Linked DNA regions of Mus musculus: region 2 is linked to region 1. Evidence: chromatin contacts called from ENCODE Hi-C or POLR2A ChIA-PET data. All regions are on one chromosome and are shown on one strand. Each heading gives the region's core, a stretch centred on a gene start or an enhancer-like site at or near the end of the contact. The rest is flanking DNA. Distances are from core to core; before and after follow the strand shown.

The links. Hi-C counts contacts between places; a loop is a spot of excess contacts on that map. ChIA-PET counts read pairs that join two places held with the same protein, here RNA polymerase II (POLR2A).
Region 2: a map of heart shows a loop between it and region 1 (2.1-fold over the local background). The contact joins the promoter of Gmppa here to the promoter of Ankzf1 in region 1. A Hi-C loop is called at or near these places in 1 of 37 maps with a recorded cell type or tissue (heart). POLR2A ChIA-PET finds 5 or more read pairs at or near these places in 1 of 5 experiments (embryonic stem cell).

The regions. Positions count from the first base shown.
Region 1 is chr1:75,190,696-75,194,785 of GRCm38, reverse strand. It overlaps Ankzf1 (ankyrin repeat and zinc finger domain containing 1), which reads right to left and starts at 2,626. Exons shown (of 13, transcript NM_026187.5): 1 at 2,109-2,626; 2 at 502-608. The coding sequence starts at 2,334. It overlaps Atg9a (autophagy related 9A), which reads left to right and starts at 2,776. Exons shown (of 16, transcript NM_001288612.1): 1 at 2,776-2,962; 2 at 3,906-3,963.
Region 2 is chr1:75,433,468-75,437,444 of GRCm38, reverse strand. It overlaps Gmppa (GDP-mannose pyrophosphorylase A), which reads right to left and starts at 1,509. Exons shown (of 13, transcript NM_001357170.1): 1 at 1,133-1,509; 2 at 607-667; 3 at 411-508. The coding sequence starts at 646.

The sequences.
Region 1 (4,090 bases), core at 1,377-3,876:
TGTACAGTAGACAAAGCTAGTCACAGATAGGAAATGTAACCCGGTTAACACTAAGGACACTAGACAAGGTATGGACCTTTATTAACTCAAGGTAAATCCATGTCCACCTCCTCCTACCCAGAACTACACTTTTTTTTTTTTTTTTGAGACAGGGTTTCTCTGTGTAGCCCTGGCTGTCCTGGAACTCATTGTAGACAAGGCTGGCCTTGAACTCAGAAAACCGCCTGCCTCTGCCTCCCAAGTGCTGGGATTAAAGGTGTGTGCCACCATGCCCAGTTTACACTTCTTTTTTTGTTGTTTTTGTTTTGTTTTTTCGAGACAGGGTTTCTCTGTGTAGCCCTGGCTGTCCTGGAACTCACTTTGTAGACCAGGCTGGCCTCGAACTCAGAAATCTGCCTGCCTCTGCCTCCCAAGTGCTGGGATTAAAGGTGTGCGTCACCACCACCTGGCCAGAATTACACTTCTGCTTCTACCATCTAACCTCATCTGCTGGCCTTTTACCTGTTCCTGGTGGTTCTGGAAGATCTGGTCACAGGCTGAACAAAATAATTTCTCTGAAATTTCCAGAGAATATGGAGATACTTTTCCCCCCGAGCTTGTGTTCTCTCCTGAAAGGAAGACAAGGGTAGTTGGAAGTAGAAAGGGATTATATCCAAACCACAGTGAACCTACAGTACCCAGGACTATACTGAATACCTGATAATACAGAAGAAAAAGATGGCATGACCTTGCCTTCCAAGAATTTACACTCTGGCAATCATGAAATAAACGATACAGTGACTATTCCGTACAATAAATACACTTGGAAAGACACGTGTAAACGTTAATATTACAGTTGAGTTATCAACGTGGGCTGTTTAGGGAAATCTTGTAGAAAACAAATGGCACTAGGTTCAGTCTTCTTTCTGATGTAGGGTCTTTATGATCTCCTACATCCTAAGCATGTCCTGTACCACTGAACTGCATCCGGCCCGCAGCTCCTTTTTCAGTCTATTGAGTGCTACCCAACACATCTGAGGAACCTTCTAACAAGGGTAAATTATCAAAACTGAGCCATCAATCAGGAAAATAATTCCTGAATCCATGTCTTCCAAATCCTCAGATACACAGTTAAGGCTAACTCTAGAAGTACTTCTATCCCTTTACATCAAACTTAACTGAAGCTGGACGTGGTGATGCAGCTCGGCAGAGGCAGACAGATGTCTTATGAGTTAGAGGTCAGCCTGGTCTACATAGTGAGTTCCAGGCCAACCAAGGCTACGCAGTAAGACCCTATCTCAAAAACAAAACAAAACACAACATCCCCACTGATATGGTTAATGGGCAACCCCTTGCTCTTAAAAGTGAACTTGTGGGTGTACATAGCGGTCTCTCTGAGTTTAAGCAAGCACACACCCAGGAAAACAAGTCCAGGAATGGTCTTTATCACATCTTGATACCTAACCAAAACCTAGGAAAGGTGTACATCACAGTGTCTGAAAGGTCCCTTTAGCCCCCTTCCTAGTAAGCCCTAAAATACTTCTGCCGCACTGGGGATGGAATCCAGACCTGTACACTGTACAGTCTAGGTTTTTCTTAAAGTCCCACGTCTCCTTCTTGCCTCAGATTCCTAAGTGCTAGGGTTACAGGTGGGTATTAACAACTCCCAGATTAAATTTATTTTTAACCATATAAAACCAGTTCCTAAATGGATGTTCACATCTTATAACTCCCAGTTGCAGTGGACAACCTAAAAAAGTGCAAGAAAACACAGCCGAAGACAAACTAGTGTAGAAAATCAGTAAATTATTCTATATTTAGCAAAAGGGAATATATCTGACTGGAGTCTACTTCGATTTGAAATAGACCTAGGAAAGGTGTTTTAAAAGCAGTGGTATTAATGTAACGAGATATAAACAATAGCTAGAAACCTTTATGGTGACAATTTATGGGCCAGCCCTGTATAAACAACCCAAGGCTGAAATATATTGAGGAAAGAAAAAGCCGACCAACATAAAGTCAGTGTGGATTCCTAAATTGGGAAATCACGATGTAAGTCTTCCGTGTTAATAGACTTCACGGAACCCTGTGACGTTCCTCATAGGTCCACCCCAAAGCAACCCGGATACCTGGACAGGAAGTACGCGGCGCCCAGGCCAGAGCCTCCCCAGGAGCTTGGCTCACCAGGCTCAGGCCCCGAATGAGTGGAGCTTCCCCGTTGAGGGACAACAGGGAAACGGAGGCAGGGGCTGAGGCTGCACTTGGAGCTGGCGACGTGGCTGAAGAAGAAACGGAGGGCAGAAACAACTCTCCAGAACGAGATCCTACTGCCGCATCGCCAGCCGGTTTGGCCATCCCCACGCAGAAATGCCCTTCAGCCTTTACCCGCTCCCACAAATCAGTTCTGCGGTAAATACGTGAGGATCTTCAGGAGTGAAATGGAGAGCACCAAGACCCAATTCGAGTCCAGGAGTTACCAGTCAGAGTCTACCCAACGGAACTACTAGCACCGACACCAAGCCTCGTCACTCGACCCTCCCTCAGAAGCCTCCCCTAATGTCCCGAGAGCCGAGCCACACGCAAGACCACGTTCGAAAACTGGATTTCTGCAACACCACAACAATTCGGCGGCTACGGAGAGGCGAAGGGGACACACTGCCGCGCCCGTAGCCCAGCCCCTCATCACGTAGAGCACACTATTGGTCTTCTGCTCTCCAAGACCCGCCTTCAGCCTTCCGTCCTGCCCCCTGGGCTAAGAATTGGCCACCATGTCTCCACCCACTTTTTTCATTGGCCAGACTGGCTGCGGGTGACAGTGAATGACAGACGGAGGGCCTAGAGCTCCGGGTCTGGCAGAGCCCAGCAGAACAGACCCGGCTTCTGGAATCCCCTGGATCCCGGTTCCTGCGGTGACACGCGAGGCTGGTAACTGGAATCTCCAGACCCAGGCCCAAGCTGGCCAGGGATGCCCACTGAGCCCCAAGTGAGCTTGTAATGCGTAACGGGGGCAGGGGAGCGGCGGGCGGGCCGGGGGCGCGCAGCTAGAATGTTTTGATAGAGGGCGCGCGCGGCCAGGGGAGCGCGCGTGCGCCGGGGCCGCGCGCCGGGTTGTCCGCTGTTGGGAGCCTAGCCCCCGGCCTGGGGCCGGGCGACCCTGGGGCGCCCTGTGCTCAGGTCTAGGTGGCTGGGATTGGGGAGGCATCCCAGCCCACCAGGGATTTCAGCTGTAGATCTGGCTCGACCCCTCCACCATCCACAGACACCCCTGGGCACAGGCCCTTCCTGGGGAGATCCATGGGCCCTGGGTCTACACTGACCAGGTGAGTGTGTTTCCAGAGGCACACACCTCTTATTATTAACCAAGGGACTCCCTCTGGGACCAGGTCGGACCAAGATCCACCATCCCCAGAGTCTTTACTGATTGGGAGTATACCATACCACCTTGACCCCACCTGGCACTAGGCACCCAGGGAACCCACTTATTCAAGCGGGATCCGGAGTCTACATGGACTGGAAAATTCTGATCCAAAAGCCATGCCTGCCTACGTCTCTGATGCTAGGGAAGCAGAAGGGATTGTCCAGAAAAATCTTGAGAAGACTCCCATTCGGGGTTTTCTGGACCCCGAAAAGCATGTCTGATTTCTAAAGTTGAGGTAGACCAGAGGTAAAACAGTCCCAAAGGGCTGTTTGGATTCGGACCTGTACTGACTCACTCTGCACTGGGTCAGAGAGTTTAGTTACTCCCTGGTATCCTCAAAGTAGATGAATGGTTCTACATAGAACAACAGGGGACATCTGACACAACTGGCAAAGTGTCTCTTCCCCATCTCTCTGCCCTCCTTAGTGGGGGCTTGGACCGGTGGGAGGGTTGGATTTTTTTCTGTCCCAACTCTCCATTCTTTGAAGCCTGACACCTTTTCCTCCAGCAGCTGTCCAACCAGGGCACCCAGGACTGACGTGTAGCAGAAACTGTCCATGGAGCTGGTAGGACCATGTGCTTATCTTAAACCTTTGTTTACAAAAACATGCTTTCAAACTGTTAGTCTCTAGAGAGACCAGGGTTTCCAGGAGGGGCAGGGGAGGAAACTTTCTCTTCATTGGACAGAAAATG
Region 2 (3,977 bases), core at 260-2,759, 240 kb before region 1:
CCTTTACAGATAAGAAAACTAGAGCTGAAAGAGGTTGAAATTTGGCTTGCTCCAGGTCCCAGCAGGAAGACAGGACTCAGACTCAAACCTTGTCTATCCCAATAATGGAGCAATAAAGAAAAGGAGCTACAGCATAGGTGCTCTGCGCTTTATCACTGATTCCCCCTGCTATGGCTCTAGCTTATTCTTTAAGATCCCTGCCTGGCTTCACATTCCATACTGTAAAACTAAGTGTGAAATCTGAGCAGCAGCAAGAGGCAGGGAAGTCACCAGGACTGGCTGCCCAAAGCAGTGCTCAGACGCCTGTGAATGGCAGCCCGTGGAGCCGTAGTTGGTGGGAAAAGATGGCAGCTGGGAAATGGAAGACAGACACACACCATGAAGGAGAGGGGCAGGAAGTGTGGGGTTACCTGGGCACAGGCTTCTATATGGTGCTGGATCATGGGAACGCCTGCCACAGGAAACAGAGGTTTGGGCACCTCAAAAGACAAAGGCCTGAAGCGAGTCCCTGAGAGGACAGGAGAACGTTTTAGCTTCCTATTTCCTTGTGTCCCAACCCCACCGACCTCTCCAGCCTACCCGCTCCCCTGTCCCCCATCTCCTCACCCTTCTGGGGGCCTCCAATGAGAATCACAGCTTTGAGCATGATGAGCGCTATTACCTAAACCTCAAACCACAACAGAATAATTACAACACATAGTCCTTTCCTAGGATGTAAACACAAAAGTTCAGTATAGTCCCTCCTTGGGCACACAATCACGAAATTCATCCCAATCCAGAACTCAGATGGCTTCAAAACCCTGCAGCCCTCCCTTTTATCTCTAATGACTTCTCTTTGGCCGTGAACAAATTATGTAAACACGGGTACTCAACGGACCCCCTTCTCTGACCCCAGATCTCAAAACCCTGAAACCTCTAGTCCCAGTGCCTTGCAAATGACTGCTTCCTCCTTCTAGCTGTTCAACTCCGAATCCCAGCGGTGAATATGGAACCACAAACCTTGAGTGAGCTCTGGGTATTTAATTTTAATCCTATGAATGCGCCCCAAGTACAGAACTAACATCAATCTGCATTTGATGAGCACCAACCCTAACACCTCTAGGTGCTGACTGTGAATTCTACAACTACCTACATGTGCTCGAATCAAAAGACAGGTTCCGTTGACATGTCAAACGCTGAGCCTACTACTCCAGCCGTGCGCATACCGACCACTGGTGCGGAATCTCTGGATTCCAAAGATTGATTGCTGACCTGGACCCCACAACTGAGTCAGTCCAATAGACGTCAGTTTCTCGTAGCCATTGGTTATAGAACCAACACAAGCGTGGGCATGAGGAGAGAAAGACAGGCCCTGTGAGCCCTCCCTACGTCCAGGGTCCGTCTGCTACACCTTACCCTGCCCACCACCCCCTCCACCATGTAGATCCTTTTACCACTAGCTCCCTTTACGCCAGCTCTGCCGCCTGCCACTGCTTGCTCCTTCCGCGTACGTGTCTCCTTACAACCCGCGAGAGCTCTTTCGCGGGGGCTGCTGGGAATTGTAGTTTTGAAAACGTTCTCTCTCCAACTCCAATAAGACACTTGGGAAACGTGCTGGAAACCTGGTGCGTTCCGTCAAGTCACCGTAGGACAAGGCTTAACTGAGGAGAGAGAGGAGTAAGGATGGGGGCTAAGAAGTTAGGCCTGGAAACTTGAGATTGAGACCTAAGCTTTTCCAGTATGGGCTCAGGGGCAGCGGAGCACTAAGTCACAGGACAATCCCCTGGGTGGCCAGCTTTGGAACAGCCTGGAGGGGCTGAGCCTAGACTGAGCAAAAGAAAAGGAGCAATCACAGTTCCAAAATTTGTCCAGCTGAGAAATTTGACACTGAGAGAAATCCTATTCCGGATGACTACTACCTGTAAAATGAGCTTTCCAGATTTCCTAGTGACTCCAACATTCTGTGACCTTGGCCTGTGGGTCTTGGAATAAATATGGGGGGGGGGGCAGGCAGGGAGAGGAAATGGCGATGGAAAACAAAACAAACAAGCACGAGGAGGATCAGAAGGAAAGCAATTTTGTTTTATTTTTGTTTTTTAGATTATATCTAAGTACACTGTAGCTGTCTTCAGATGCACCAGAAGAGGGCGTTAGACCTCATTAACGAATGGTTGTGAGCCACTATGTGGTTGCTGGGATTTGAACTCAGGACCTTCAGAAGAGCAGTCGGTGCTCTTAACCACTGAGCCATCTCTCCAGCCAGGAAAGCAGTTTTATTAAGCAAGGCAGAAGAGGGTTTGGATCCCACCAGCACCTGGGATCGCAGCCAGGGTAAAAAGGTCTGATGGTCCCTTTCAAGCCATGTCCACCTGAGGAAGCCTTGGGCCATGTCCTGGGGTAGTCCTGGGGAATGGTAAGGCGCTGGTGGTGTTAGGACCAATCTCTACACCCTGGGGAAGGTGTGGAGAGACGGAGGGCAGATCTGTGGGTCAGTTTATCTGTGTGTGTAATGAGCGTTAATTATAAAGCTCATTCTTTGCAGTCCAGTTTCTGGGAACAATACTACACAGGTCCCAGTCTCAGCCCTGCCTTAGCTGCAGATCCTAGACCTCCCTGTCGTGGTCCTCAATGTCCTACCCGTGCTTGGTCTGGCAGACATGGAGTGGGCAGTCAGTGCTGCCATGGCGTCTTTGAGGTCCCTTTTATATCTTAGCATGGACTCAACAAAGGACAGGGGAACCTGACCATAGGACACGAGCATCACCATGAGATGAGGAATATCTGGCCCTAACTCCACACGATGCATTTGAATTCACAGTATGTTATTGGACAGATGACTAGCCTTTACATTTTATCTCTTTCGTTATTAAACAGGACTTATCCCTGTCCCTTTTTCTCTGGGTCAAGTAGAAGATCAAAAGAGATACAGCTCTCACAAGTGCTTCGGAGACAGCTCTGTGTAAGGAAAGCGCCCTGGGTTGGGAGCCAGAAAACTAGATTTTAAATCCTGGCGCACGCACACTGTGACCTTGGGTCCTAGAATCCTAGGATGGGAGCCCCGGGCTGACTTCTCAGTCTGGGTGGGATCAGGACCTGAAGGAAGGGAGGAAATTGCTAGGCTTGTCATGCCCTCCAGTCAGTGTGGAGGGTGGGTTCCTCCTCACTCGGTCTGGACTAGGCCCAGCTACAAATGCACTCCCGCCTGGACACTACCACTGCAGATGCCCACAGGGTGACGCTGTTCTGAACCTAGAGCACATGAGCCTTCCATAAGGATGCCCATGGAATCTGAGCACTGGTTGGCATCGTTGATGCTCTATACTGGTCCAGATGGCCAGTTATCAGTATCTTGCACTCCCAGAGCCACCACTACCTCTGGATCCTTGGAGACAGTACTACTTAGGCCTATAGCACAGCTCCTTGCATCCTAACTCCAGCAGATAAACAGGTCCAGGAAAGTTGAGATTCATTACGTCAGCTTGGCTACACTGCCTTTGCCAGAACTTTGTCCTTCAGAAGCCAAGGCAGACCCTTCTCTTTCAGTTCCTTCTGAAACACCCCCATCCTTCCAGGCTGGGTCAGTATTCAGAACTCTCATAATAGAACTGAGGCCTGCTCTCTGTGCAGTCTGCCAGCACACCATCTCTGCCCCTTTCCCTTATCCCACTAGACACCTAACCTGGAAATTGGAAGAGGTAACCCCTGCACTGTTTTCCCAGTGCCTCTCTTCCATCTTTGTGACAGAACAGGGTCTGGATGGTCATTACCACCCTTGAAGGTTAACATTATAATTGACTCCCCAACCTCTAGGTCTGCTGAAGTCCTTTGAGGGCATACCCTTGTGCATAGGGGCACAAGACTGCCTGTGATAAAGATCATCTCTCCGGGGCTTGAGTGGAGTGCTGTCAATGTAGGCTAGGGAACCAGGTGGGAGCGTTGTAGACACTGGTTTACGAGTCTTGGTACTGCAAACCTTTTGATCAGAACAATTTTGATAC